Linked DNA regions of Homo sapiens: region 1 is linked to region 2. The links are chromatin loops, found by intact Hi-C in ENCODE. Cell type or tissue: OCI-LY7. All regions are shown on one strand. Links, peaks and the distances in the headings refer to the core of each region. The heading gives the core; the rest is flanking DNA. Region 1 has its middle 20 kb from the start of CUX1. Region 2 has its middle 74 kb from the start of CUX1.

Evidence for each region. A loop is a pair of places that touch in the nucleus more often than their neighbours do. Peaks named below come from ENCODE experiments on the same cell type or tissue, not always from the same donor. Only the 100,000 strongest peaks of a DNase experiment are listed, where the experiment ranks them.
Region 1: a loop joins it to region 2, with 8 times the contacts of the local background. A loop is called at or near these places in 14 of 110 quality-filtered maps.

The regions. Positions count from the first base shown.
Region 1 is chr7:101,790,492-101,804,826 of GRCh38, forward strand. No RefSeq gene overlaps it. Among named protein-coding and RNA genes, the nearest start is that of CUX1, 20 kb to the right of the region's middle. RefSeq lists an enhancer at 13,374-13,923. In OCI-LY7, for the core only: a CTCF peak has its summit at 10,150; DNase peaks (open chromatin) are centred at 6,360, 6,680, 7,830 and 10,132; H3K4me3 peaks cover 1,232 bases; H3K27ac peaks cover 4,359 bases.
Region 2 is chr7:101,734,743-101,751,694 of GRCh38, forward strand. No RefSeq gene overlaps it. Among named protein-coding and RNA genes, the nearest start is that of CUX1, 74 kb to the right of the region's middle. RefSeq lists enhancers at 6,402-6,481, 6,602-6,671, 8,155-9,098, 9,727-10,247 and a silencer at 8,978-9,097. In OCI-LY7, for the core only: CTCF peaks have their summits at 8,608 and 8,813; DNase peaks (open chromatin) are centred at 8,789, 9,049, 9,469, 9,999 and 2 weaker places; H3K4me3 peaks cover 4,126 bases; H3K27ac peaks cover 5,000 bases.

The sequences.
Region 1 (14,335 bases), core at 5,767-10,766, 55 kb after region 2:
GTCAATACTTCTGGATCAATTCATTTAAGGAAGTGAGGGAAGGGCTGAGCTGCTCTAAAGTCACAAACAAAGGCCACAGCAAATCCTGTGAGGTCCCCGGAACTGCGTTCACCCATCAGGGTTGTCCCACCCTGAGGCATGGGGACTGGGCCTTTATAACCCCTACACTGAGAAGCCATAGATGTTGGCTGCCTTCGGGGAGGGCCATGGACTTGACCAAGGTGGCTGTCTTTGGGGAGGCTATATTTGCAAAAGGACTCAGCTAAAAGCTGTTAGCCACCAGCATTCCCAGCAGCGGGGCACTGAGGGTGTCAGTCCTGAAGGAATGACGGGCAATGCTCCACCCTCCACTGTGCAGCCAGACCTACTCCCCACCTGGTCAGAGAGAGGAGCCTCACCTCGGAGGAGGGACCTGTGCCCTTGGCCTTATAGCACAGAGAAAACAAGAGAAAGCAAACTTGTTTCCAAAAGACCATCATAAAAATACTCTTTGTTGATTTTTCTTTTTTTAATTAAAACATGTTTTGTTTTGTTTTTTTTAATTATCAGTCATAGAGATGGGATCTCACTATGTTGCCCAGGCCGGACTCGAACTCCTTGTCTCAAGCAGTCCTCCTGCCTTGGCCTCCCAAAGCTCTGGGATTACAGGTATGAGCCACAGCACCCAGCTCCCTCTTGTTTTTAAATCGTTTTCCCCTCCCCTTCTCCTGTTTGAAGGCAACATGGCACAAGTCTTACTCTTGAAGCAGCAGCCTCTCTGACCGTAGAGAAAGAAACATCTGTGGAGAGTTTTCAAATGGCAAAAATAATGACAGTAATCAGCCGTCTTGTTACTTCTTGGGGACTGGGTGAAGTCAGTCCTTATTCAAAGAGATGGAATTTTCAGCATGGTTCCAATATGTCTTTTAATGGTTACACACATAGGTCCCTGAAAAGTATCCATGAGAAATAAAAAGAGCTGGGCTGTTTCTTTGAGTATTCTTTCAGCAGAAAAAAAAGAAAAAAGAGAAAACTGACTTGAGGGTATTGCTAAAAGATTTTCTGGTGTGGTTTTCTTTTCTTTTTCTTTCTTTTTCTTTTTTTTTTTTTTTTTGAGACAGGATCTTGTTCTGTCACCCAGGCTGGAGTGCAGTGGCATGATCACGGCTCACTGTAAACTTGATGTTCTGCACTCAAGTGATCCTCCCACTTCAGCCTCCCGAGTAGCTGGGATTACACGCACGTGCTACCATGCCCAGCTAATTTTTGTATTTTTTTGTAGAGACAGGGTTTCGCCATGTTACCCAGGCTGGTCTCAAACTCCTGGGCTCAAGCAATCTGCCCTATTTGTTTTCATTTGAGGGACAGGGCATCATGTACTATTTAATAAAAAAAAAAAGCGCCAGGCATGGTAGCTCACCCCTGTAATCCCAGTACTTTGGGAGGCCAAGGTGGGAGGATTGCTTGAGCCCAGGAGTTCAAGACCAGCCTGGGCAATATAGTGAAATCCTATCTCTACAAAAAATTTAAAAATTAGCCAAGTGTGGTGGCAAATGCCTGTAGTCCCAGCTACTTGGGAGGCTGAGATGGGGGGATCGCTGGAGCCCAGGAGTTCCAGGCTGCAGTGACTGGTGATCACACCACTGCACTCCAGCCTGGGCGACAGAGCGAAACCCTGACTCAAAAAAAAAAAGGAAAAAAAAGAAAGAAAGGAAAACAAATTGGATCATCAAATTGTCTGAGTCACCTGAGAAACCACAATTTAATGCCACCTTTCGATACCCAGAGTTCCTATCTTTGAATCAAATTAAGTAGAAAAACAAGTTAAAAAAAAAATCCTTAAATAATTATGGAGGTGGGCAGAGGGTTTTTTTTTTTTTGTGATCGAAATGGTTGATAATGCTTGTAGAAGAAAGGAAAAACATCTCATATAAAAATTTAATCTGAATGTTTTTGTTGTTAAAAGTCTCCTGTGAATCATGAATTATGAAAAACATGACCCAGGAAAGCTGTGAACAAGTTGATTCAAGTATCTCAGGCATGTGATGATCTCACGCCCCAGTCCAGCTTGGCTTCTGGGACGGTTAGGATTTTATCAGGTTCAGGGAACACTGATGGCCTAATTCTGGCTCCAGGCCTCACCCGGCTCTTTTCACACTGGCGCCAGATGTTTGGGAAGTTTTCAGGAAATTGTGGAAAACCAGACCTCAGGCTGGTCACCTTCCAGCAAGGTAGGAGGTGGCTGGTATGGTTTTCCCATTATTTTTTTCTTTTCCCTTTTTTTTTTTTTTGAGACAGGGTCTTGCTCTGTCACTGAGGCTGGAGTGCAGTGGTGTGATTTAAGCTGACTGCAACCTTGACCTCCCAGGCTCTAGCGATTCTCCTTAAGGATTGCAACCTCAGCCTCCCAAGTACCAGGGACTACAAGCCCACACCACCACACCTGGCTAATTTTTTTATTTTTTGTAGAGACGGTGTCTTGCTATGTTGCTCAGGCTGGTCTCAAACTCCTGGGCTCAAGCAATCCTCCCACCTCAGCCTCCTAAAGTGCTGGGATTACAGGCGTGAGCCACCGTCCACAGCTGCTCACCCATTCTTAAATACAAAAGGAGACCCTGAAAATAAACTGTACAGAGGGATAGATTAGACCTCATGACCCTTGACCTTTAACTCTTCACTGAGGAAGGAGCCCGGCTCCTTTTTTCCTACCTGCACTCATCAGACATTTATTACACGTGGTGGGGCGTGGTGGCTCACAGCTGTAATCCCGGCATTTTGGGAGGCTGAGGCGGGTGGGTCACCTGAGGTCAGGAGTTCGAGACCAGCCTGGCCAACCTGACGAAACCCCGTCTCTACTAAAATTACAAAAAATTAGCTGGGTGTGGTGGCGCGTACCTGTGATCCCAGCTACTCGGGAGGCTGACACAAGAGAATAGCTTGAACCCGGGAGGTGGAGGTTGTAGTGAGCCTAGATCGCGCCACTGCACTCCAGCTTGGGCGAAAGAGCGAGAGTCCGCCTCAAAACAAACAAACAAAAAGACATTTATTAGATGCCTACTATGTGCCAGGCCTGTAGAGAAATATGACAAGGTCTCCGCCCTGAGGTGGAGCTCAGGTCAGTGGAAGAAATTGGAAAATAACTGAAACACAGTGAGACCAACAGACTGCAGGCAACATCCGATTCTGAGATGAAATCCATGTGACGTGCTCTGAGGGCCAAAGGATAGCCTTGGCCTGGAGAGTTGGGCACCCTTACAAAGTGGGACAGAAGACATGCCCGTCCCTTGCATGGAGTGATTAAACCCCGGGCAAAGAAAGGAATCAGTGATGACTCTGGTGCCTGGGACGTTCAGATGCGGGTGGATGTTAGAAAACGCTTTAACAACTGTCCAATCAGAAGGGAGGGGCCCTGACCAGTCATGGTGGACGCTGGCCATTAAAGGACTGTGGGGCCCTATTGGTGTACATGGTGTCTGGGGAGCAGGGAGGAGGGAGGATTCTGGAGGGCTGGAGCACTGATGGAAGGATAGAGGCTGAGACTGGAAGTAGGGGCTTAGAGCTTAACTCCAGGGAAAATAGCGAGGAGCGTGAAAGACTTGCCGGAGAGAGGCCAGGCGGGGCACAGTGGCTCACGCCTATAATCCCACCACTCTGGGAGGCTGAGTCAGGTGGATCACATGAGGCCAGGAGTTTGAGACCAGCCTGGCCAACATGGCAAGACCCTGTCTCTACTAAAAATACAAAAATTAGCTGGGTATGGTGGTGCACACCTGTAATCCCAGCTACTCGGGAGGCTGAGGCCGGAGAATCGCTCGAACCTGGGAGGCGGAGGTTGCAGTGAGTTGAGATTGCACCACTGCACTCCAGCCTGGGCAACAGAGGGAGACTGTCTTCAAAAAAGGGAAAAAAGGAGAGATGCCAGAGGTAAGCATTTCAGGAGGCTCACCCAGGTGGCCCTGGAGAATGGCCACTGGGTGACTTGGTCCCTAGATCCTGTGAACTTGAGAGTATAGAACCCAAGGGGGAGGGAATGAAGGGAAATGAAAAGCAGAAGCAGGTTGGGAGCGGTGGCTCACACCCATAATCCTAGTGCTCTGGGAGGCCGCAGATCACTTGAGGCCAGGAGTTTGAAACAAGCCCAGGCAACATAGTGAGACCTCATCTCTATTAAAAAAAAAAAAATTTATCCAGGAGTGGTGGCATGTGCCTGTAGTCCCAGCTACTTGGGAGGCTGAGATGGGAGGATCCCTTGAGCCCAGGAGTTTGAGGGTACAGTGAGTTATGGTCGCACCACTGCACTCCAGCCTGGGCAACAAAGCAAGACCTTTTTCTCTAAAAAAGAAAAAGAAGGCCAGGTGCAGTGGCTCACGCCTGTAATCCCAGCACTTTGGGAGGCTGAGGTGGGCGGATCATGAGGTCAGGAGATTGAGACCATCCTGGCTAACACAGCGAAACCCCGTCTCTACTAAAAATACAAAAAATTAGCCGGGCGTGGTGGCGGGTGCCTGTAGTCCCAGCTACTCAGGAGACTGAGGCAGGAGAATGGTGTGAACCCGGGAGGTGGAGCTTGCAGTGAGCCGAGATTGCGCCACTGCACTCCAGCCTGGGCGACAGAGCAAGACTCCATCTAAAAAAAGAAAAAAAGAAAAGCAGAAGGGTCTGGGCTGTCGTTCCCAATCTTTCCCTCTTTCTGATGCACAGTGAGGGTCCAGTCACGTGGTGTCCACTTCTATCATCTCTCCACCATCCATGACCTAGAAGCTGCCCAAGGCAGAAACTGGGCTTTACGGACCTGATTTCTGTATCATCATTTTTTGTTTTTTTTTGAGACGGAGTCTCACTCTGTCACCCAGGCTGGAATGCAATGGCGTGATCTCAGCTCACTGCAACCTCCACCTCCCAAGTTCAAGCAATTCTCCTGCCTCAGCCTCCCGAGTAGCTGGGACTACAGGCACATGCCACCACACCCAGCTAATTTTTGTATTTTTAGTAGACATGGGGTTTCACCATGTTGGCCAGGATGGTCTCGATCTCTTGACCCTGTGATCCTTCTGCCTCGGCCTCCCAAAGTGCTGGGATTACATTGCACCCAGCCCTGCATCACCTTCTTAAGCCCCTTTTTTCCGGCCCCACCTAATACCACGCATGTCAGGGTTGCCTGGCCTAGCACAGCACAGCCTAGCCTGGAGGAGAAGTCCATACTTACCTATGCCTGGTGGGGGATGCCGCCTTCACCAAGGTGTGAGCCCATGGAGGCTGGCCTCCTTTAAGAGTCTGGCCAGAGGACTTGAGGTGGCCTAAACACACCATGAGCAGACTAATGATACCAAAGTGGAACCAGAATGATAAGTCCTAGCTCCCCAAAATTTGAGCATCTATTCTGTGCCAAACACTATAGCAGACATTTTATTATTTATATGTTTATTTATTTTGAGACAGAGTTTTGCTCTTGTCACCCAGGTTGGAGTGCAATGGCGTGATCTCGGCTCACTGCAACCTCTACCTCCCAGTTCAAGCAATACCTCAACCTCCTACGTAGCTGGGATTACGGGTGCCCGCCACCATGCCCAGCTAATTTTTGTATTTTTAGTAGAGATGGGGTTTCATCATGTTGCCCAGGTTGCTCTTGAACTCCTGACCTCAGGTGATCCACCAGCCTTGGCCTCCCAAAGTGCTGGGATTACAGGCATTAGTCACCCCATCTGGCCTATGCTACTTACTTCCAATACCCTACCATTGTCCTTTTAGTGATGACCATACCCAGGCGATCTCGATGCCCAAGATTTAAGGTGCAGGAAATCCCACTGGAGTTCAGAGCTGCTGCTTTTTTTTTTTCCTCCAAGAGAAATTGTTGAAGTCAAACTTGACCAAGTTCTTTCTGCAAACTGGATGCCTTCACATGCCTGTCTCCAGATCCATGCTTCAAGGCTAAGTGTTATTAATAAAAGTAATGCAGATTGGGAGGCCGAGGCAGGCGGATTATGAGATCAGGAGTTCGAGACCACCCTGGCCAACATGGTGAAACCCCTCTCTACTAAAAATAGAAAAATTGGCCGGGCGTGGTGGCGGGCATCTGTAATCCCAGCTACTTGGGAGGCTGAGGCAGGAGAATCTCTTGAACCCAGGAGGCGGAGGTTGCAGTGAGCTGAGATTGTGCCACTGCACTCCAGCCTGGTGACAGAGCGAGACTCCATCTCAAAAAAAAAAAAAAAAAAAAAAGCCATCCTGGCTAACACGGTGAAACCCCGTCTCTACCAAAAATACACAAAAATTAGCCAGGTGTGTGGCAGACACTTGTAGTCCCAGCTGCTCAGGAGGCCGAGGCAGGAGAATGGCGTGAACCCGAGAGGTGGAGCTCGCAGTGAGCCGAGATCGCGCCACTGCACTCCAGCCTGGGTGACAGAGCGAGACTCTGTCTCAAAGAAAAAAAAAAAAAGTAATGGAGAAGCTGAAGGTTACCCAACTCGTTTCCTGGGCTTGCTTCTCTCTGTCACAGTTCCCTGACAATGATGAAAGCCTGTTCTTTCCAGCCCTCGGCCTCTGTTGGTCCTCACTTTGCAAATGTCTTTCCCAATCTTCACCCACACCAGAAACTCCACGTCTCCCCATGAGAGTTCCCAGGACACCCCGTGAGCCGTTTGCAAGAGAGTGTATCACCTTTAACTCGCCCCTGTCTGTTGCAGGAAACAGGGGTCAGACTGTTCTACGCTTTGAGCACATGGCCTTTGAGGCTTCTCACTTGATCCTCAGAGCTAAATGCTCTCAGATCAGAACAGCAAAGGACTTCGGCCTCAGACCCAGCAAGAGATGTTGTCATTGCATACAATCAGCCAGGAATGCCTTCATTCATTCTACACATCTTTATTGACACAGCCTGGCCCTGAAGTCAAAAGAATGAGAAAGGAGGAAGACAGGCTTGGTGCCTGCCTCCCTGTGTTTAGAGGTTAGCAGAAAAAGAACTAAATCAGGGATGCATTAGAATTATGGTATTACGCCACCATGGAATACTATGCAGCCATAAAAAAGAATGAGTTTGGCCGGGCACAGTGGCTCACCCCTGTAATCCCAGCACTCTGGGAGGCTGAGGCAGGTGGATCACCTGAGGTCAGGAGTTTGACACCAGCCTGACCAACATGCTAAAACCTCGCCTCCACTAAAAATACAAAATTAGCCAGGCATAGTGGTGCATGCATGTAATTAATCCCAGCTACTTGGGAGGCTGAGGCAGGAGAATCACTTGAACCTCGGAGGCAGAGGTTGCAGTGAGCCGAGATGGCACCACTGCACTCCAGCCTGGGCAACAAGAGAGAAACTCCATCTCAAAAAAAAAATAAAGAAAGAAAGAATGAGTTAATGTCCTTTGCAGGGACATGGATGAAGCTGGAAGCCGTCATTCTCAGCAAACTAACACGGGAACAGAAAACCAAACACCGCATGTTCTCCCTCATAAGTGGGAGTTGAACAATGAGAACACATGGACACAGGGAGGGGAACATCACACACCGGGGCCTGTTGGGGGGTGGGGGGGCAAGGAGAGAGAGAACATTAGGACAGATGTCTAATGCATGCGGGGCTTAAAACCTAGATGACAGGTCGATAGGTGCAGCAAACCACCATGGCACATGTATACCTATATAGCAAACCTGCACTTTCTGCACATGTATCCCAGAACTTAAAATTTTTTAAAAAAATTATGGTATTATGCATACTAGGCTGGGTGTGGTGGTTCATGCCTGTAATCCTAGCACTTTGAGAGGCCGAGGGGGGTGGATCGCCTGAGCTCAGGAGTTCAAGACCACCCTGGGCAACATGATGAAATCACGTCTCAACTAAAATGCAAAAAATCAGCCAGGCGTGGTGGCGCACCTGTAGTCCAGCTACTCAGGAGGCTGAGGCAAGAGAATTGCTTGAGCCCGGGAGGTGGAGGTAGCAGTGAGCTGAGATCACGCCACTGCACTGCACTCCAGCCTGGGCGATGAAGCGAGACGCTGTCTCAAAAAAAAAAAAAAAAAAGAAAGAAAGAAAAGTGTGGTATTATGCATACTAACAACAGGGAAAAGTGAACCAGCTCCCAACTGAATCCTACTTTGCTAAGTTGTGTACATGTTTTCTTTATTCATTTCCATTCACTTATGTACAAGTTAAATATATATTTTTTAATTCCTGCTGTATCCGTCAGGGGACTAGCAGGAAACAGAATCAAACAGGGACGATTTAAGAGAAGTTAAGAAGGGACTAGGAGGCTGGCTGTGGTGGCTTACGCCTGTAATCCCAACACTTTGGGAGGATTGCTTGAGTCCAGGAGTTTGAGGCCAGCTTGGGCAATATAGCAAGACCCCATCACTATAAAGATTGTTTTTGGTTGGCCACGGTGGCTCACGCCTGTAATCCCAGCACTTTGGGAGGCCGAGGCAGGCAGATCACTTGAGGTCAGGAGTTCGAGACCAGCCTGGCCAGCATGGTGAAACCCCATCTGTACTAAAAATATAAAAAACTAGATTGGCATGGTGGTGCTTGCCTGTAGTCCCAGCTACTCGGGAGGCTGAGGCAGAAGGATTGCTTGAACCCGGCAGACAGAGGTTGCAGTGAGCCAAGATCGAGCCATTGCACTCCAGGCTGGACAACAGAGCAAGACTCTGTCTCAAAAAAAAAAAAAAAGGTTTTTTTTTTTGTTTTTTTTTTAATAGCTGGGCATGCACCTGTAGTCCCAGCTACTCAGGAGGCTGAGGCAAGAGGATTGCTTGAGGCCAGGAGTTTGAGACCAGCCTGGGCAACATAGAGAGACCCTGTCTCTATAAAAAAAAATTTTTTTTAATTAGCCAGGTGTGGTGGCACACTTCCGTGGTCCTAGCTACTTGGGAGGCTGTGGCAGGAGGATCACTTGAGCCCAGGAGTTTGAGGCTGCAATGAGCTATGATTGCTCCACTGCACTCCAGCCTGGAAGACAAAGTGAAATCCAGTCTCCAAACAAACAAACAAACAAACAAACACCTCACAAACAAACAACAAGCAAAGGACAGTTAGGAGCGCTGGTTAATCCGTGCTCTTTCAGGAAGCCAGGGTGCACAATTTACTCTCAAAATAAGAGTGGGCAGGGGTGGAGACGGTAGTCATTCATTACCATTCTCTCTATATTAATCGACTAAACCGATAACCACCAGCTGTCTCGCGTCTTTGTGAATTCACAGACATAATGTGTGTGCATCTGGGTCTTAACAAGAGATCATGGAGGCTGAGTAATGTTTGGGCAGAGAAAAAAATTATTGCATTAAGCAATATGATCTTCAAAAATTGACAGCTGGTGATATGGAAGCTTTCAATCTTTTATTTTGTCTTAGGCTGAGAGGCAAAGTCTGGTGTTTAGCTGTATTTTGTATTGATTTTCCAAATGACAAAGAAAATTTCAAAAGCTGTCAAACAAACACGAGACACTTACGAAGTGAAGCTGTGTTTCATTGGGATTTATGCTTTCTTCCTCATCTATTATGGATATTTCATTAGCGATTAGTCAGAAACTTTTGAAGCTAGCTTCGGAGTTTGTCATTTAGAGCTTTCATATCAATTTCCTTAAAACATAAGAAATAACATTCCTATAAATAAGGCAAAGGGCTAAGGCAGATAATACAGTGCGGAAGGCAAAACATAATTTCCAAACATATGCAATTATGAAAAATAGAATAACAAAGTAGGCAATGTTTCAAATGAAGTTCCTAAATGCACATTTCATTTAAGCTTAATAAAATATCACTTATATTGCAGTAATACCATTTAATTATTAAAAATTCTATCCAACCGGATTAATAACTATGTAAAAGATGCTTGTCTAAATTCGAAATTTTCCTCCACTCAGCAGCCTCTCATTATGAAGACTAGCCCTCTTTTAGAATGAATTTTCTTCTGTCCATCAAAAACCCTGCCTGTTAACTCATTTTTAACACTGTAAATTATTTATATCAGATGCTTGGAAACACAGAGCAAAATAGAGAAGATGTCACCCACGCATCATTTTATGTTCATTTTTCACCTACTATATCTTCTTAGGCTCAGGCAATTTTAAAAAAACAAATTTTTTGAGACAGTCTCACTCTGTTACCCAGGCTGGAGTGCAGTGGTACGATCTCAGCTCATTGCAGGCGCCAACTGCTGGGCTGAAGTGATTCTCCTGCCTCAGCCTCCTGAGCAGCTGGGAAAACAAGTGCATGTGCCACCGTGCCCCAGCTAACTTTTTGAATCTTTTGTAGAGACGTAGTCTTGCTATGTTGCCCAGGCTGGTCTTGAGCTCCTGGCCTCAAGCCATCCCCCTACCTCGGCCTCCCCAAGTGCTGGGATAGAAACTGGCCTTTATACATGCTAGGTGTCCCACAGACACTGGACATGTGTTATCATTTTTTTTTTTTTTGAGATAGCGTCTCACTCTGTCGCCTAGGCTGGAGTGCAGTGGCACAATCTTGGCTCACTGCAACCTCTGCCTCCCGGGTACAAGCAATTCTCCTGCCTCAACCTCCAGAGTAGCTGGGACTATAGGCATGTGCCACCACACCTGGCTAATTTTTGTATTTTTAGTAGAGACGGGGTTTCACCATGTTGACCAGGCTGGTCTTGAACTCCTGACCTCAAGTGATGCACCCGCCTTGGCCTCCCAAAGTGCTGGGATTACAGGCATGAGCCACAGCACCTGGCCGACATGTGTTATCTTAATTATTCCTTACAAGCTCGTGAAGCAAGTTTTATTGCCCCCATTTTATGGATGGGAAAAGTGAGGCATAAGGAAGTCATACAACCAGTACAAGCAACTGGGCCTCTTCTGAAACTTCACAATTTCTGCCTTTTCCTGCTCATCACACCACTAAAGCAACTTGTAATTATTACCGACTATAATTCCCAATGAATTCTGTGGCTTTGTGATTTGGCTTTTGTTGAATTATGAACAACCTGTTTTTGTTATTTTTTTTTTTTCTTTTTTCACCTAGAGTCTCGCTCTGCTGCTCAGGCTGGAGTGCAGCAGTACGATCTCAGCTCACTGCAACCTCCACCTCCCGGGTTCAAGCAGTTCTCCTGCCTCAGCTTCCCAAATAGCTGGGATTACAGGCATGTGCCACCACACCTGGCTAATGAATCATGAACAAGCTCAATTCCAGATAACAGCAATAGGGCCTGTCTCACCCATGATACACGTTGGGAATAGATGTTAAATTGATGGTTTTATTAATCAGTGACATGCCACGGAAATTCAATCTCACAGAGTTTGGGGACTAGACAACCAGACAGGATGTGCTGGGAAGTTTCCATCTGTGTTTAAAATATGTTTTAGAAGTGGCTGCTGGCCTATTGTGGTTGCTTTTTACTCAATGGTTATTGCAATCTTGGCCTCAGGATACCAAAGAGTAAGACTTCAGTTGCTCAGTGGGATCTGAGATGGGTAGGAAGGCGGTTTTTATTCTGTGCAACAAGACTCTTTGCTTCCTTCACTTAGTTTGGGCTCCAGAGCCTTTAGAGGATTTGGTGATTTCCCCCGACCACTATTTCTAGCAAGTCAGGAAGATGAGGCCAGTGGCTCAGGGGTTGAGGCCACAGCCTGGGAAAGGTAACGCCACGGCCAGGCACAGTGGCTCATGCCTATAATCCCAGCATTTTAGGGGTCTGAGGCAGGAAGATCGCTTGAGGTCAGGAGTTCAAGACCAGCCTAGGCAACATAGGGAGACCCCCTGTCTCTACACACACACACACACACACACACACACACACACACACACACACACATATACCTTTTTTTTTTTTTGAGACAGGGTATCACTCTGTCACCTAAGTTGGAGTGCAATGGCGTGATCTCAGCTCACTGCAACCTCTGCCTCCCAGGTTCAAACAATTCTCATGCCTCAGCCACACGAATAGCTGGAGTTACAGGTGTGCACCATCACACCAGGGTAACTTTTGTTATTTTTAGTAGAAATGGGGTTTCACCATGCTGACCAGGCTGGTCTCAAACTCCTGACCTCAAGTGATCCACCTGCCTTGGCCTCCCAAAGTGCTGAGATTACAGGTGTGAGCCACCACACCCAGCCAAAAAATGAAAAAATTAGCTGGGTGTGGTGGGGTGTGCCTGTAGTTCCAGCTACTCAGAAGGCTGAGGTAGGAGGATCGCTTGAGCCCAGGAGTTGGAGGCTGTAGTGAGGTATGATGACACACCTCACTGGGTGACAGAGAACGAACCTGTCTCAAAAAATTTGAAAACAAACAAACAAAAATTAAACCATATTGGCCAAGTGCAGTGGTTCGCACCTGTTATCCCAGTGCTTTGGGAGACCGAGGCAGGAAGATCACTTGAGCCAGGACTCTGAGACCAGCATGTTTCTACAATTTTTTTTTTCTGAGGTGGAGTCTCACTCTGTTCCCCAGGCTGGAGTGCATTGGAGCAATCTCAGCTCACTACAACCTCTGCCTCCTGGGTTCAAGTGATTCTCCTGCCTCAGCCTCCCGAGTAGCTAGGATTACAGGCACCCACCACCATGCCCAGATAGTTTTTGTATTTTTAGTAGAAATGGGGTTTCGCCACGCAGGCTGGTCTCGAACTCCTGACCTCAGGTGATCTGCCTGCCTTGGCCTCCCAAAATGCAGGGATTACAGGTGTGAGCCACTGCTCCTGGCCAAAAAAAAAATTTTTTTTTTTTAATACTAGCTCTATGTAGTGGCACACAGCCCTAGTCTCAGCTACTTGGGAGGCTGAGGCAGGAGGATCGCCAGAGCCCAGGAGTTCAAGGCTTCGCCACTGCTCTCCAGCCTGGGCGACAGAGGGAGATTTTGCTTCTGAAAAACAAACAAACAAACAAAAAAACAGAACCATATTGACACATTGTTATTACATCGCTATTAACTAAAGTCCACAGTTTACATTAGGGTTTACCTTTCTAGTTGTACAGTTCCGAGGATTGTGAAAAATGCATGTCACGTGCTTACCATTACAACATCACACATAATATTTTCCCTGTCCTAAAACTGCAGTGCTATGGCTCCATCCCTCAGGTATTTTCATCATCCTGAAGTTAAGCAAAAAATGATATTCCAGGAACAAGAAAGTAAGAACAAACACTACACTCCTAATGGGCTGAGACCATTATAGGATATGGATCTGGGCTGGTGAATGCAATGTTCTAATAGCAATGAAACAGAGTTATTGAAGGAGAGCAGGGCCAAAGATCCCTTCTGGAATGAGGAATAAGGAGGAAGAAAAATTAAAACCGTCACTGAGGGATGATTGTGCCAAGGTCTAATGTGTATTAACTCATTTAATCCTAACAAAGATACAAGAAGGTATGTTCGATAATTATCTTAACCTCTAGCATTGGATCTCGTTTTGAACACAGCCATAGGGATGGGTTAGGTAAGGTTCAGATATTACAGGTGAGGACAAGGTGACTCAGAGAGGTTAAGTAACCAGCCCAAAGTCACCCAGCCAAAAAGCAGCATGCAGTGCTTAGGGTTTGCACACAGGTCTGTCTGTCTGATGTCCACACCTGTGACCTTCTCTCTGCCCCATGGCGCTGGCTCCTCTGAGATGCAGAAGGGTGAGGATTGAGCTTTTTTCTTCATCTGCAGAGTGCCCGCTGCAATTTGTTCCAGGGAGCGCGAGGGAGGCAGTTTTTAAGAGACTCAGTAACAGGAAATTTGGTCTATTGTTTGAAACAAGAGGTGCAAACAAGTGCCCGCTTTGAAGTGCTGAATAACAAACTCTGCCGGGAGTGGAAAGGCAAGAGGCTACAAGATTCTTGAGTTGGTGTCAAATGCGCAAGACACGGGGCAGAGGGGAAGAGGCGGCGCAGGAGAAACTGGGGCAAGATCTGTTTGAAGAGAACGGGTCTTAAATAGATCAGGCTACAGGGGACAGCAAGGGGTAGGGGGAACCAGAGGGTCATTTCTTTCTTTCCTTTTTTTTCTTCCTAAGGGAGCCTGTGTGTGTGTGTGTGTGTGTGTGTGTGTGTGTCTGTGTGTGTGTGTGTGTCTGTGTGTGTGTGTGTCTGTGTGTGTGTGTTTTAAAAGAAAACATCACAATCACAGGTGGGGGTAAGAGGCAACCAGGTGAACAGTAAAACACAGACAAGTTTCAAAAGAAAACAAAACCAAACCCCACCACCTGGTCTGACTTGGTTGGTAATAAAACGCTAGCGGATAAACGGAGCTTGTGTAAACTAATCCCACCTCCCACTCACAAGTCAGTATTAAATTTAGGAATGAGAGAGTCTAAGATACCGACTTGGAATTACTTACAATTGTTTCACTAAACTGCTCGCCTTGGACTGTGTAATAGCACATTCATGACCCCACCCTCCCAGCCATAGCTGCCAGAATGGGATTGTTAATC
Region 2 (16,952 bases), core at 6,683-11,682:
GCAGTGATCAGGCCCGCCTCGGCCTCCCAAAGTGCTGGGATTACAGGTGTGAGCCACCTCGCCCAGCCCTCCCCACGCTTTTTGAGTTCTCCCTGCAGACTTAGAATCTTTGGACAGCCTCCAAAATGACTCCCTTACAGCCAGAGCTGGGTCCCAGGTCATGAGAGGTTTTCAGAGCGTCTGAACAGACAGGCCAGCTCAGGGATCTCTGAGAGGGTTTACCTCCCACTCTACCAAGCCTCCTCCTGAGACCGCAACCCCCATACCCTGAATCCTATTCCCAGCTGGCCAGGCCTTGTGCCACCTCTTCTCACCAGGCAGGAATTGAGGCCCACAGAACAGAAGAGATCTGTCCAGAGCTTACTCTGAATCTATGTTCCCTCTCTGGGCCCCAGCATGTTGTGTCTGTACCTGAAGGATATATGTACAACCTGACGTCTCATGTGGGCACGTGAATTGTAGCCGGCTGGCTCAACCAGAATCCAAGCTCTGTAAAGGCAAGGCTTGAGCCTGGCCTAATTTTTGCAGGCTAAAATGCTAGCTCAGACCCCAGCTATAGAAAGAAAGAAGAAAGGAGGGAAGAGAGGAAGAAGAAATGTGAAACAAGGAAGGTTTTGGAACTGGGATTTTATTCTGATGGGGCCACAGTAACAATGAATTGTACAATTCCTTCAGGCGCGGTGGCTCACACCTGTAATGCCAGCACTTTGGGAGGCCGAGACGGGAGGATCGCTTGAGGCCTGGAGTTCCAGACCAGCATAGGCAACAAAGCAAGACCCCAAATCTACAAAAAATTTTAAAATTAGCCATGCACTGCATTCCCAGTGGTGCGGGCCTGCAGTCCCAGCTACTCAGGAGGCTGAGGTGGGAGGACTGCTTGAGCCCAGGAGGTCGAGGCTGCAGTGTGAGCTATGAACATCATGCCACTGTCATCCAGCCTGGGTGACAGAGGGATATTCTGTCTCTAAAAAACAAAAATTAGCAGCCGGTCACAGTGGCTCACACCTGTAATCCCAGCACTTTGGGAGGCTGAGGCGGGCAGATCACAAGGTCAGGAGATCAAGACCATCCTGGCTAACACAGTGAAACCCCGTCTCTACTAAAAATATAAAAAATTAGCCAGGCATGGTGGCACGCACCTGTAGTCTCAGCTACTCTGGAGGCTGAGGCAGGAGAATCGTTTGAACCCAGGAGGTGGAGGTTGCAGTGAGCTGAGATCATGCCACTGCACTCCAGCCTGGGCGACATAGTGAGACTCTGTCTCAAAAAAAAAATAAAAAAAAATTAAAATTAAAAATTAGCCAGGCATGGTGGTGCACGCCTGTAGTCCCAGCTCTTCAGGAGGCTGAAGCAGAAAGATCATTTGAGCCCAGGAATTCAAGGCTGCTGTGAGTTACAATCATACCACTGCCCACCAGCCTGGGCAACACAGCAAGACCCTGTAAAAGAAAAAAAAGAAAAGGGATTTTGTTCTCCTGCTCTAGAGTGTGAAGTCCCAGGGAAGGGCTGTGATAGGCCCAGGTGGTGTCATGTGACCACCCCATTGGCCCAATCACGATGACCAGAACTGAGTCTGATTCAAGAAACAAGGAAATGGCCCAGGGCAGACAGAGTCCCAGATGTCCACTACACGTGGGTTTATTTCGTTTGCCCAGCATATCAGCTCTGGAAAGGAAGGCAAGAAGAAGGGGTAAGTACTATGGCCTCCACCTTCTGGCTGAGAAACTGAGACCTTAAGAGATTTCTTTTCTTTCTTTTTTTTTTTTTTTTTTTCTGAGGTGGAGTCTGGCTGTTGCTCAGGCTAGAGTCTAGTGGTATGATCTCGGCTCACTGCAACCTCCGCCTCCCAGGTTCAAGTGATTCTCCTGCCTCAGCCTCCCAAGTAGCTGAGATTACAATCGCCCACCACCACATCTGGCTAATTTTTGTATTTTTAATAGAGACGGAGTTTCACCTTGTTGGTCAGGCTGGCCTCAAACTCCTGACCACGGGTGATCTACCAGCCTCAGCTTCCCAAAGTCCTGGGATTACAGGCGTGAGCTACTCTAGCCAGCCAAGATTTCTCCCATCATGAAACACTAAGTGGAACCTGTACCTGCCCACACCCATTCCCCACAAAGGCCAGGCCACAGCTGCCCCCACATCAAAGGAAAATTCAACTGGGGCCAGACACAGTGGCTCACACCTGTAGTCCCAGCACTTTGGGAGGCCAAGGCAGGTGGATCACCTGAGGTCCGGAGTTCGAGACCAGCCTGGCCAACATGATGAAACCCTGTCTCTAATAAAAATACAAAAATTTAGCCAGGCGTGGTGGTGGGCACATATAATCCCAGCTACTTTGGAGGCTGAGGCAGGAGAATCACTTGAACCCGGGAGGTGGAGGTTGCAGTGAGCCAAGATCGCACCACTGCACTCCAGCCTGGGCAACAAGATTGAAACTTCATCACACACACACACACACACACACAAAAGAAAAAAAAAGAAAAGAAAATTCAATTGGGACTTAACTCCTCCCGGAATTAAAGTGAGAGAAAGGAAAATGGATTTCAAATGTGTTTCGAGAGATTTCATCAAGACTGAAATGGCATTTTCTAGCACATGTCTCAGCACAAATCCATGTAGAGAAGGAAGCCATGTTCAGATGAGAATCTCAGAGCTATGCATGATAGAATTGAAAGAGGTTTGGCTGGGCATGGTGCTCACACTGTAATCCCAGCACCTTGGGAGGCTGAGGCGGGCAGATCATCTGAGGTCAGAAGTTTGAGACCAGCCTGGCCAACATGGAGAAACCCTGTCTCTACAAAAATACAAAAATTAGTTGGGTGTGGTGGCACATGCCTGTAATCCCAGCTACTCAGGAGGCTGAGACAGGAGAATCACTTGAACTCAGGAGGCGGAGGTCAGCCGAGACTGTGCCACTGCACTCCAGCCTGGGCAACAGGGCGAGACAACGTCTCCAAAAAAAAAAAAAAGAAAGAAAGAGAGAGAGAGAGAAGGGAGGGAGGGAGGGAAGAAGGAGGGAAGGGAGGGAGGGAGGGAGGGAAGAAGGAGGGAAGGGAGGGAGGAAGGAAGGGAAAGAGGGAGGAGGGGAGGGAGGAAGGAAGACTGTCTACTTTTCAGGGTTAGTATGTAGCATTCAATGTAAAACTACACACAGAGTGATTAGAACCGGTCATAGCACACAGTGAACGCCAGTACAGCCTGTCTACTGCAGTTATTATCCGTGTGCCCTTTTACAAGTCTCCTGCCGTCTTGGAAACTTGGCTTCGCCATCTGCGTAACAGGTGAAATGGTGGTGGCACCCCTTGAGGTGGGTCACATGAGTGTCACATGGGAAAAGTTTTGGAGCATGTCTTTGCAGTGTGTCCAGCTCAGATCAAAGGCAAGGGGTTGGGATTCTCTCACACCCTACAGGAGCCCCAGTGCATAAAAATGGGCTATTCCTGCCCTCTGTGAGCTTACAGTCCAGTGCAGGGGACTATTAAACTATGCAAGGAGATACAGCATGGAAGGACTTGCAGGCTGTGATATATGGAATTTGGATTTTGTCTTAAATCCAATGAGAAACTATCAAAAAGTTGTAAGCAGGGAGAAATGTGATCTGATTGACATTTTAATAAAATTACTCTGGGCCAGGTGCGGTGGCTCACGTCTGTAATCCCAGCACTTTGGGAGGCCGAGACTGGCAGATCACGAGGTCAGGAGATTAACACCATCCTGGCTAACCAGGTGAAACCGCGTCTGTACTAAAAATACAAAAATTAGCCGGGTGTGGTGGCAGACGCCTGTAGTCCCAGCTACTTGAGAGGCTGAGGCAGGAGAATGGCGTGAACCCGGGAGGTGGAGCTTGCAGTGAGCCGAGATTGTGCCACTGCACTCCAGCCTGGGCAACAGAGCGAGACTCTGTCTAAAAAAAAAAAAAAAAAAAAAATTACTCTGGTTGCCAGGCGCAGTGGCTCACGCCTGTAATCCTACCACTTTGGGAGGTCAAGGCAGGAGGATCACTTGAGGTCAGGAGTTCAAGACCAGCCTGGCCAACATGGTGAAACCCCATCTCTACTAAAAATACAAAAATTAGCCATGCGTGGTGGTGCATGCCTGTAATCCCAGCACTTTGGGAGGTCAAGGCAGGAGGATCACTTGAGGTCAGGAGTTCGAGACTAGCCTGGCCAACAAAGTGAAACCCCGTCTCTACTAAAAATACAAAAATTAGCCACGCATGGTGGTGCATGCCTGTAATCCCAGCACTTTGGGAGGTCAAGGCAGGAGGATCACTTGAGGTCAGCAGTTCAAGACTAGCCTGGCCAACATGGTGAAACCCCATCTCTACTAAAAATACAAAAATTAGCCATGCACGGTGGTGCACACCTGTAATCCCAGCTACTTGGGTGGCTGAGGCAGGAGAATTGCTTGAACCGGGCAGGCAGATGTTGCAGTGAGGCGAGATCGTGCCACTGCACTCCAGCCTGGGCGACAGAGTGAGACTCCATCTCAAAAAAAGAAAAAAGAAAAAAGGTTACTCTGGCTGCAGGGTGGAGGATGAGTGAATGGGAGGTGGAGCGAGGGCAGAGGCCCCCACGGGTAGGGCAGCAGAGATGGCCAGGAATAGTTGGATTGGGGTATTTTTCGGAGCTGGAGTCTACACAGTTTGATGTCAGATTGGGTGGGGAAGGTGAGGGAGAGGGTGATGTCAAGAAGGACTCCAAGGCTTCTGGCCTGAGCCCTGGGTGGAGGGCGGGGACATATCCTGAGAGGAGAGAGCCTGAGTTGAGTTTGGGACACGGGGAGTTGAACATGCCCTTGAGACATCCAAGTACAGGTCCCAGGGACAGCAGGGTATGCACCGTGACAGAAGGGACTCAGTGAGTGGGTGCTATTGTGAGGGCGGGTCTGCTATCCTTGGAAACAGAGCTTCGGAGGACCTAAGGGTGAGACCCTCGGGCCAGGGAGACCTGGACAGCCCCAACCCCTTCTTCCTAAGTCCCAGTACTCCCAAGTCTAGGGGAAATCTGGAGTCTTCCAAGGACTTGGTTCTAACACAGTGGTGCACATTCCTGCAATTTTCAGGGAGAGAAGGGGCCCAGAGGGATGGAGCCAGCCTGGGCTGACTCCAGGGAGGAGGAAGAGGAGGAGGAGGAGGAGGAGGAGAGGCACAGAGTGTGGCCTGGAAGCCCCTTCCTCAGTCTGTTTGCACAGCTGTCCAGGCCTGGCTGGGCAGGGAGGGAGTGAGTCATGGGTTTCCGGTTCACCAACCCCCACCTCCAGGGCAGGACAAGGTGCCTGCAGGTACAGAGTTTGGTGATGAAGTCTCCCCTGGGGAAGCTCCTCCTCTCTCCCTCCTCCCCAGCCCTTTGATCACACCTCTAGGGGTTGTTTTAGCTTTGTTTTTTGGCTTTTTGTGTTTGGTTTTTAGAGACAGGGTCTTGCTCTGTTGCCCAGACTGGAATGCAGTGGTGTGATCATAGCTCACTGCAGCCTCCAACTCCTGGGCTCAAGCCATCCTCCAGCCTCAGCATCCCAAGTAGCTGGAACTGTAGGCACACGCCACCACACTTGGCTAATTTTTTAATTGTTATTTTTTGTAGAGACGAGGTCTCGCTATGTTGCCCAGACTGGTCTGGAACTCCTAGCCTCAAGCGATCCTCCTGCCTTGGCCTCCCAAAGAGCTGAGATTATAAATGTGAGCCATCACACCTGGGCAATCCCCGTTTCATGGTTTAAAAGGAAGACTCGGGGCCCAGTGCAGTGGCTCATGCCTGTAACCCCAGCAGTTTGGGAGGCCAAGGTGGGCAGATCACCTGAGCTCAAGAGTTCGAGACCAGCCCGGCCAACGTGGCAAAACCCCATCTCCATTAAAAATACAAAAATTAGCCGGGCATGATGGCACATGCCTATAATCCCAGGTACTTGGGAGGCTGAGGCAGGAGAATTGCTTGAACCCAGGAGACGGAGGCTGCAGTGAGCCAAGATTGCACCACTGCACTCCAGCCTGGGTGTCAGAGTGAGACTCCAACTCAAAAAAAAAAAAAAAAAAAAGGTGGATTCGGGAAGGTCAAGTGACTTCCCAAGGGCATTAGGCATCTCTGTGCTGGGCCTGCCTGACCCCAGGTCTCTGCTCCTGTCCACTGTGCCCTCACAGGATACCTCTCAGAAGTGAGAGAACTCTCTAGGTAGGAGCCAGAAAAGCATCGGAGGAAATTTCTCTCCCAGACCCATGATTTGGTTACTCCTCTCCTCAGCCCTGCCAACAGCCCCAAGGTGCACAGAGACCTTGCTTCTGAGACTCTGGCCAAGCTGGCTCTGAGAGTGAAAGGCTCAGTCTCTCTCGCCTGGGGAAGAAACATGCAGGCTTTAGAATCATGCAAGTAACCGTTTACCCACTTGGCTTCCTGTTAGGTTGTGTTTTTTTTTTCTTCCTTCCCCCAAGGGATGTCTCTTATCTGAAGGTTCTTAGGGGCTTTTGGTGCTGGGCTGTTTACCAATGGGTGACTGTTAGTGTCAGAACCAGCCTCTTGGGAAGAGTGAGGTGAAGAAAAGCAAGACCAGGTGAGCCCTTGGTCATCCACACAGCCACAGGAGTACAGGCTGGATGGGACAAGCACGCCCTGGGCAGTGAAGGACCATGGCCACATCCAGCTCTCCTGCCAATTTCAGGCTCCGTCTTCCAAACAGGGCGCGATTTAGCCAAGTGAAAGTGAGTTGGTGGCTGGGCGTGGTGGCTTAAACTGGTAATCCCAGCACTTTGGGAGGTGGAGGCAGAAGGATCACTTGAGGCCAGGAGTTGAGATCAGCCTGGGCAACATAGTGAGATCCCACTCTATAAAAAATTATAAAGTTAGCCAGGCGTGGCTACACAAGCCTGTAGTCCCAGCTACTTGGGAGGCTGAGGAGAGAGGATCACTTGAGCCCAGGAGTTTCAAGCTGCAGTGAGCCATAATTGCGCCACTGCACTCCAGCCTGGGCAACAGAGGGAGGTCCTGTCTCTTCAAAACAACACATTTAAAACATTTCACCTGTAATCCTACCACTTTGGGAGGCCAAGGCAGGTGGATCACCTGAGGTCAGGAGTTCGAGACCAGCCTGGCCAACATGGTGAAACCCCATCTCTACTGAAAATACAAAAATTAGCTGGGTGTGGTGGCTGGCACCTGTAATCCCAGCTACTCAGGAAGCTGATGCAGGAGAATCACTTGAGAGGGGGCGGAGGCAGAGGTTGCAGTGAGCTGAGATCATGCCACTGCACTCCAGCCTGGGCAACAGAGGAAGACTCTGTCTCAAAAATAAAAAATAAAATAAAAATAAAACGTTAGAACAGTGCTTGGTACACAGTGATGGCTCAGTAGATGTGAGCCAGTTATGAGTACTTAAAGCATAGCCTGTGCAAAGAGGCCGTGCTTCTAGCTTCACCTTTCCAACAGCATCTTTCCAGAACTTTCTATCTCCTGGTGGGCAAGGACCGTGAGAAACACCATAACCTGGAGAGGAATTCTGGGTCTCAAGATGGCTCCAGTTGTGCCTGTCTTAGGCAAGTGGGGTGGTGTGTGTGTGAGGGTGAGGGGTCCCAGGAAGGGTCCCCACACTTCACTCCTGCACCTCTCGCTCCCCACAGCCCCCCTCCCCTTTTCTAACTCCAAAAAGCCCAGAGGCCCAGCCGTGTTTGGAGAAGGAGGGGGGCCCTGAAGCTTGGGCCACCTTCAAAGTGACTGCAGGGAGGAAGATGTGGACACTAGACTACGTACTGACCACTCTGAGAAGGAAGCCCGCGGGGGAAGGTGGATGGGCGGTGGGCGTCACGGCAAAGGGGTTTAGGGGAGACAGGGATGTCTGTGAGCTGTGGGAGGTGCACACTGAAGACCCAAGAGGTGAGAATGGATGGAACTGCCCCTGAGAAGGGGGACAGGGGTCCCCTCCTCCCCTGAGAAGGAACAAACCGTTGCACTTGTCGGCAGGGCCCTGAGAAGTGGAAAGTGGATTTGATCTTCCTTAGACCATCACGTACCCGCAGCACCCTAGAATGTAAACAGGGCTGGGAATGCGATGACCAGGTCCTGGTACCTTAAGGGCTGGTACCTCTACCTCCATCGGGACCTGGTGCCAGAAATAAGAAGATTCTTAGACTATCCCCACTGGAGGCTGGGCGCAGTGGCTCAGCCTGTAATGTCAGCACTTTGGGAGGCCTAGGCGGACAGGTCACTTGAGGCCAGGAGTTCAAGACCAGCCTGGCCAACATGGTGAAACCCCTCTACTAGAAATACAAAAATTAGCCGGGCATGGCGGCGGGGGTCTGTAATCCCAGCTACTCGAGAGGCTGAGGCAGGAGAATCACTTGAACCCGGGAAGCGGAGGTTGCAGTGAGCCGAGATTGTGCCACTGCACTCCAGCTGGGACGACAAGAATGAGACTCCATCTAAACAAAATAATAAATAAAAAATAAAAATAATAAAAGAATATCCCCACTGGAAGGGTCCTGCAAGGCCAGCCACGAATCTGTACAAGTCCTCGGACAGACTGAGAAACTGAGGCTCAGAGAAGCGGCCCCCACCCCATCGGAGCGTCCCAGCTCCACGCGCGCGCCTGGCAGGGGGCGCCCTTCCCCGCCGCGCGTGCCGGGCAGGGTCCCCCAAGGAGAAATCCCTCTTAAAAGAGTTTTTCCTTTCGCGTGAACTCGCCGCCTGCATCCAGCAGCGCGGTCTCCAAGGTGAACCTCGCACAAATGCGTTGCAGATGTACGTCCTTCCATTTCTGGCTACCGCGGAGCTGCTCGGGAGCGGCGGCGGCGTCCCCAGAGCGATCCAGCCCGCGTTTTCCGTTCCGCCCGCCAACTTTTGCAAGCTGTAGTTATTTGATAATGATTTTTTTTTCAAACCTCTCCCAATAATTGTTATCCTCCCCGCCCGGTGCAGCTCAGGTGATGGGCACAGACGGCAACGCAGCCGCCGCCGCCGCCTCCTCCTCCTCCTCGTCCTCCTCCTCCTCCTCCTCCGGGTGCGCTAGGCTCTGGCTCCAGCCCAGGGGGAAGAGCCACAGCGGAGGCGCCTTCTGCAAAGGCAGCGGGGACGGCCCCGGAGGCTGAGCCAGAGCGACCCCGGATCCGCCCCCGCCCCCCTCCATGAGGCCTCTCACACCCTCCCCCGGCCCAGGCCACCTCCCCCAAAGCCCACTCTCCGGAGGCCAAGGCTGTCTGGTGAACGGCTAGGGGCTGCTGGGCACAGAGTTCAACGCTGCAAATATTTATTAGACACCTACTGTATTCCCAGGCCCTGAGCAGAGCTGGCCTCCAAAACAAATGAGAACAGCCCTTGCCCTCAGGGAGACTGGGGGACGCCACCCCTAACCTGGGAAGGTGAGAGGGGCTTCCAGGGCAGGGATACCCCCGACAGAACCTGCTCAAAGTGCCAGAGCTAGACAAGGAGGGAAGGCTTGGCTCCGCAGCAAAGCTCAAGGCAGAGCTCCGCCCCTCCCCCATCACCTTCAGCCCTTCCTCCGGTTTCTGCCAAGGGTCATCACTGAAAGCACCCTCAGAGTCTCTTTTAGAAAGCTACGGGTCTCTGCGGTCGTGGTGGCTCACGCCTGTAATCCCAGTACTTTGGGAGGCCGAGGCGGGCGGATCACTTGAGGTCAGGAGTTCGAGACGAGCCTGGCCAACAAGGAGAAATTCCGTCTGTACTAAAAATACAATATTTAGCCAGGTGGGATGGTGTGTGCCTGTAGTCCCAGCTACAGCCCATCGCTTGAACCGGTGATGAGCCGAGGTCGTGTCACTGCGCTCCAACCTGGGCCAGAGCGAGACTCTGTTAAAAAAAAAAAAAAAAAAAAGCTACCGGGCTCAGAAAATGGAGTCATGTAGGTAAGAGTGGAAGCAGGTGGCTGAGAGGCAGGCCCACACTAACTCCTTTTTGGAATCCCTGAGGTGCACACATAAACAGGGGTGGCAGGAGGGCAGGCTGGAGAGGGCCCAGGTGAGCTGCTGACCCCCACGGGACGGGGGGAGGTCACATCTGGGTCTGATGGCTCAGCCACAAGTGGTTTGAAAGGGGCCCTTTGCTGGAGGGAAGTAAGCCCAACCTCAGCTTGGTTACATCCCCAGAAAGCCCGGAGAGTTCTTTTTTTGTTTGTTTGTTTTTGTTTTTTAAGCCTGAGCTCATTTTTTAAGTTTTTAAGTGAATATTCAGTTTTGGTTTAAAGTTTTTAAATGAATACTAAGAGTTTTCGTTAAAGTTTTTTTTACGCATACTAAGTTCTTTCTTTCATTAAGCCTGGGTTGATTTTCAGCTTTTTAATGAATACCATTTTAATTATTTATTTTAAATACTAAGGTTTTGTGTTTTGTTTTGTTTGTTTTTGTTTGTTTATTTGTTTGAGACGAAGTCTTACTCACTCTGTCGCCCAGGCTGGAGTGCAGTGGTGCAATCTGAGCTCCCTGCAACCTCTGCCTCCTGGGTTAAAGTGATTCTCCTGCCTCAGCCTCCCGAGCAGCTGCGATTGCAGTCATGCACCACCATGCCTGGCTAATTTTTGTATTTTTAGTAGAGATGAGGTTTCACCATGTTGTCCAGGCTGGTCTCAAACTCCTGACCTCAAGTGATCCACCCACCTCGGCCTCCCAAAGTGCTGGGATTACAGGCATGAGCCACCGTGCCTGGCCTTAAATGCTAAATTTTTATTTTAATAAGTTTTTAATGAATTCATTTTAAGTTTTTTGGGGGTTTTTTGTGGGGGTCCAGGGGGGACCAGGTCTTGCTGTGTGGTTCTGTCACCCAGGCTGGATGCAATGGCATGATCATAGCTCACTGCAGCCTCACACTGCTGGGCTCAAGTGATCCTTGGTAGTGGCCGGAGTTCTGGGTACCTGGAGGTGGGCAGTGATAGAGGCATTTCCCAGGCAGGAGGTACCACTTAGGTGATGACTGACTCCTGGTGACTCTTTGACCTTGCCTGAACCACGAGTGACTCTGGAGCAGCGAATGTATTATCTCTATCACGCCAACCAAGAGCTGATATAGATAGGGCATTATTGAAGATCCATCTAAGGGCAGATGGAAGAGGGGCCCATGAAGCCACACTCCAAGGTCTAGTTTTCTTGTTGTTTTTTTGGGGGGAGTGGGAGACAATTATGGGTTTTTGTTCTTTGAGGGATTTTGGGGGTTTTGTTGGTTTTTTGGTTGGGTTGTTTGCTTTTGAGACAGGGTCTTGCTGTGTCACCCAGACTGGAGTGCAGTGGCACAATCATGCCTCACTATAACCTCAACCTCCTGGGCTCAAGTGATCCTCCCACCTCAGCCTCCCAAGCAGCTGGGACTACAGGCATGCACTGCCATGCCTGGCTCATTTTTAAATTGTTTTTTAGAGATGGGTTCTCACTATGTTTGCCCAGGCTGGTCCTGGACTCCTGGCCTCAAGAGGCCCTCGGCCTCCCAAAGTGCTGGGATTACAGGTGTGAGCCACACCACAGTTGCCCTCTAAAGTCTAGTTTTATCTTGTGAAGAGTGAGGAGCCGCTATGAGGTGATAAGTCAGTGTCCTTCCAGACCCTTCCAGGAAGCCCACTCCGACTGTTACCCTGGGGTTCACTGGTATCTCTGAGCACCTTGTGCTTCTGAGCCAGGCCCCCGGCTATGGAAGGGGTGGGGGCGATGCTCCTAGAGGTTGGAGGACAGATCATGAATGACAGAACAGTCTGATTTTCCTGGAGGACGCCCCTCCTTAGACAGGGCAAGCCCCCAGCCAGTGCCTCCTCCTTCCCAGCACTCAATGCTCCTCCTCTGCCTCCTTCACCTTTCACTTCCTCTTCCTCCACCTTCTGCTGCTCACCAGAGTCCAACTCACATTTCTTTAAAAACTTAAAATGGGCTAAGTGCATGGTGGCATGCACCTAAAATCCCAGCACTTTGGGAGGCTGAAGCAGGAGGATCGCTTAAGGCCAGGAGTTCGAGGCTGCAGTGAGCTATGATCACACACTGCTGCACTCCAGCCTGGTTGACAGAGATCCCATCTCTAAATATTAATAATAATAGACTGGGTGTGGTGGCTCATGCCTGTCATCCCAGCACTTTGGGAGGCTGAGGAGGGCAGATCACCTGAGGTCAGGAATTCGAGACCAGCATGGCCAACGTGGTAAAACCCTGTCTCTACTAAAAATACAAAAATTAGCCAGGCCTGGTGGCGGGCACCTGTAATCCCAGCCACTCGGGAGCTTGAGGCAGGAGAATCACTTGAACCTGGGAAGCAGAGGTTGCAGTGAGCTGAGATCGTACCACTGCACTCCAGCCTGTGCAACAGACCATGATTCAGTCTCAAAAATTAATAATAATAATAATAAAATAAAGCTTCTTTGATGAACGGATCCAAAATTTTCCGATCAGAAAATCTAGAAAGAAGGTATTTTAATTTCAGCATATGTGTAAGTTTCATGGTTTCAGGGGTGTCCAAGGGAGAGAATACAGTCACAGGCTCTTAGTTTCTGTTTCTGGTTGGGTCAGTAAATCCCCTTCCTCATCCCTCTTTTCCGCTTGTCACTAGAGACAGAAACTAAAAACCATGGTTTCAGGCTGCTAAAAGCCTAAAACAGAACAGAACAACAACAGCCAAACAAGGCAGGTTGGGCAAGCTTGATAGGGTTTAGTATCATTTTTTATTGTTTATTCTGTATGGACAGGGCACATCATCTGCTCATTGTGGGACCTGCGCAAGACCCAGATCAGGGCTACCTCCTCCAGGAAGCCTTCCAGGCTCTACAGGCTGCGTCAGGTCCTATCTGCCGTGCTCCCACAGCCCCTGGGGTCCTCACCATTGCAGTCCTCAATACGCAATATTGGAGTCATTGGTTTACCCATCCCTCTCCCTCATCACGAGCTCCTGGCGGCAGAAACTAGAGTCATTCCTCCCTGCGTCCCCAGCGGTGCAAGCAAGGTGCCAGGAACAGTTAGTGGCACTGAGTCTGAGAAGCAGGCTGGCCTGTGTAAGTTGCCTTCTGCTCCAGCTGTGTCCTGGGTTGTGATGGGATCAGACCGCCTTCTAAGAGGCCCTTTCACAAGCTTGCCACCCTCCCCCACCGGGTTGTGGGACCCTCTTTGGAGCCTCAGAGAAATCCCTTTCTTCCTGTCTCCCTGGACTCAGCCACCACCCTCCCAGCCTGCCGGGAGGGGACTCCCACAGACACCTCCCCTCCCTGTCCAGCCCGGAGGAGGGGGATCAGATGCCGGGCTGGAGGCCCCTTGTCTGCACAGAGGCAGGATTTATCTCAGTTTGGGGAGGTCTGGGGCCCCCAAAGTCCTAGATCATCATTAGTTCCATCAAAGAGGCGGCTGTGATCTCAGAGACAAGATGCATGGTGTTCAAATTGGAAACAGCCTGGTGGGCCGAGGGGCCGCGCTGGGCGGGGAGAGGGTTCGGGCCGCCTCCGGGGGACCCCAGGACACTGGAGGCATCCCACAGACGGTCACAGGAAGAGGAGGAGGAGGAGGAGGAGGAGGGAAGAGAAAACATTCCACTCAGGCTCCAGGGAAGAGAGCCGTGCACAGATGGAGCAAAGCCAAGTCTGCGAGTCAAGGCGACCTCCCCACGGAGGCTGGAGAGAAAGGATGGCCAATTGTACTCACCAGTCACCCCATGAGGGTCCTACTGCGTCCCACCCCGCACCGCAAACCTTCGTGGGCCCTGTCTCACCACCCACAGCAACCCCTGAGAACTAGAAAGTGAAGGAATGCATTGCCTTTGCTTTACAGATGGGGAAACTGAGGCTCGGGTGGGGGGAGGGCAAATGGATGTGCCCTAGATCACCAGGGGTACCTGGCACGGCTGGGGTTCCAGCCCAGGTGCCTGGGTCTCTGGAACTTCACCCTGACTCTGGAAAGCCATAGCAAGGAATTGGTTTTTTTTTTTTTTTTTTTTTTTTTTGAAACGGATTTTTGCTCTTGTTGCCCAGGCTGGAGTGCAGTCTCGCGATCTCAGCTCACTGCAACATCCGCCTCCCGGGTTCGAGCGATTCTCCTCCTCAGCCTCCCAAGTAGCTGGGATTACAGGTGCCCACCACCATGCCTGGCTATTTTTTTTTTTTTTTTTTTTTGTATATTTAATAGAGATGGGGGGCTGGGCACAGTGGCTCATGCCTGTAATCCCAGCACTTTGGGAGGCCGAGGTGGGTGGATCACGAGGTCAGGAGATCAAGACCATCCTGGCTAACATGATGAAACCCTGTCTCTACTAAAAATACAAAAAAATATTAGCTGGGTGTGGTGGCGGGTGCCTGCAGTCCCAGCTACTCGGGAGGCTGAGGCAGAAGAATGGCGTGAACCAGGGAGGCAGAGCTTGCAGTGAGCCGATATCGCGCCACTGCACTCCAGCCTGGGCGACAGAGCGAGACTCTGTCTCAAAAAAAAAAATAGAGATGGGGTTTCACCATGTTGGCCAGGTAGACCTCAGGTGATCTTCCCGCCTTAGCCTCCCAAAGTGCTGGGATTACAGGCGGGAACCACTGTGCTCAGCCAAGGGATTGTTGAGTGTGTACAGTTCTCTATCCTTGTCGCTGCCTGTTAGCGGCTGGCACCGAGACAGCAGTTCGATTTGAAACTTGAGGTTTAAAATAGAGCTGGAGAAACAAAACAGAAATTTCTCCTAAATATTGAGAAGTAGCCATACTAGCAGACAGAATGAGATTTAACTGGCACATTCAACTATAGAAACAAACATAAAAGATCTCTCCCACCCTACTGCTCTTTGTGGGTAACCATCTCCGTCTAGACCCCCTCCAAAGGATGTCCTCTAACCCCTGCCCACCCCACAGGCCTCCAGATATCTGGTCCCTCCAGTTCCCCTGGTCCCCCACCTGTGCTCCCCGCATACTCCCCACAAGTCCCTTTCCAGTGGATGGAGGGTAGTTGAAGCCGCTGTCTGCTGGTGCTGTGGGCCACCTGGGTGCAGTCCCTGCCTGGCTCTGCTGAAAAGACAGAGGCTCTGACTTAGTGGATGTGGCCTCCAACCCCCAATGGACAGAGGGAGCCTCCAAGAGGTAGCCAAGACATTAAAATGCCTGCAAGGTGGGGGGGGTGGTAATGCTTTAGTGGACGATAGGACCAGAGAAGTGATCAGGTGAGGAAGTTGTCCCTAGGAGCAGGGGAGAGAGAGGAGATAGGACTTCTGTTGGTCGGGCATGGCAGTTCATGCCTGTAATCCCAGGACTTTCAGAGGCAGAAGTAGGAGGATCACATAAGGTCAGGAGTTCAAGACCAGCGTGGGCAACATAGCGAGACCCTGTATCTAAAAAAAAAAAAAAAAAAAAAAAGCCTTCTGCCTAAGAGTGTTTCAGAGACTCTGTTTATAATGGTGAAAAATGGGAAACAACCTAAATTTCCAGCAATAGTTAACTAATCCCATGTGATGGACTATCAAATCACCATTACAAGCAATGCCTGTGGACTTCTTTTATTAGCATGGGAGAAGTGCTGTCAGCACGATACAAGATTAAATGAGATAATTTATGTAAAGGATTTATCACAGTGCCTGCCACAATATAAACACTCAAAAACTATTAGCTGTGGTGTGTGATAAAGGCAGGAATGAAAAAACATATATATATGGAATAATTCCAGATTTGTAAACAACAACAAACACGTTTTAAAAGGCAGGAGGGGCTGGGCACAGTGGCTCATGCCTGTAATCGCAGAGCTTTGGGAGGCCGAGGCGGGAGAATCGCTTGAGCCCAGGTTTTCAAGACCAACCTAGGCGACATAGCAAGACCCCATCTCTACAAAAAATTTTAAAAATTAGCCAACCGTGGTGGCGCATGCCTGTAGCCGCAGCTACTCTGGAGGCTGAGATGGGAAGATGACTTGAGGCCAGGAGTTTGAGGCTGCAGTGAGCCATGATTGCACCACTGTACTCCAGCCTGGGTGATACAGCAAGACCCTGTCTCAAATAATAATAATAATAAAGGCAGAAGGAAATATTAGAAAATATTGTTGAGTTGTGGGATAATTGGAGATTTGGGGGCTCACTCCTCTGTATTCTCCAATTTTTCTATGAGTGAATATATTTTTCTATTAGTGGAAATTTTTTCCAGCATTTTATTATGCAAATTTCCCAACATGCAGCAGAGTTGAAATAATATTACAATGAGCAAATATATACCTCTTCCTAGATTCCACACTAACATTTTATTATCTTTTATCTCACAACCATTCACCTACCTAACCTCGCTCTATCCAGCCATAAATCCATCCTAGTTTTCATAATGCCTTTCATTTTATATTTTTATTTTGTTTTGAGATGGAGTCTTGCTCTGTCCCCCAGGCTGGAGTGCAGTGGTGCGATCTCGGCTCACTGCAACCTCCGCCTCCTGGGTTCACGCCATTCTCCTGCCTCAGCCTCCCGAGAAACTAGGACTACAGGCGCCCGCCACCACGCCCGGCTAATTTTTTTTGTATTTTTAGTAGAGACAGGGTTTCACTGTGTTAGCCAGGATGGTCTTGATCTCCTGACCTCGTGACCCGCATGCCTCGGCCTCCCAAAGTGCTGGGATTACAGGCGTGAGCCACTGCACCCGGCCCTATAACGCCTTTCAAAGTAAACTGCAGACACCTTCCCGTAAATACTTCAACATGTGTATCAGGAAAAGTAGGGTTTTTGTTTTTGTTTTTGTTTTTAGACAGAGTCTTACTTGTTGCCCAGGCTGGAGTGCAGTGGTGCAATCTCCACTCACTGCAACCTCTGCCTTCTGGATTCAAGTGATTCTTCTGCCTCAGCCTCCTGAGTAGCTGAGACTACAGTCATGCACCACCATGCCTGACTAATTTTTGTATTTTTTTAGTAGAGTCGGGGTTTCACCGTGTTGTCCAGGCTGGTCTTGAACTCCTAAACTCAAGTGATCCTCCCACCTTGGCCTCCCAAAGTGCCAGGATTACAGGCATGAGCCACTGCACCTGGCCAGGGAAAGTAGTTTTTAATAGTTACCTAGAG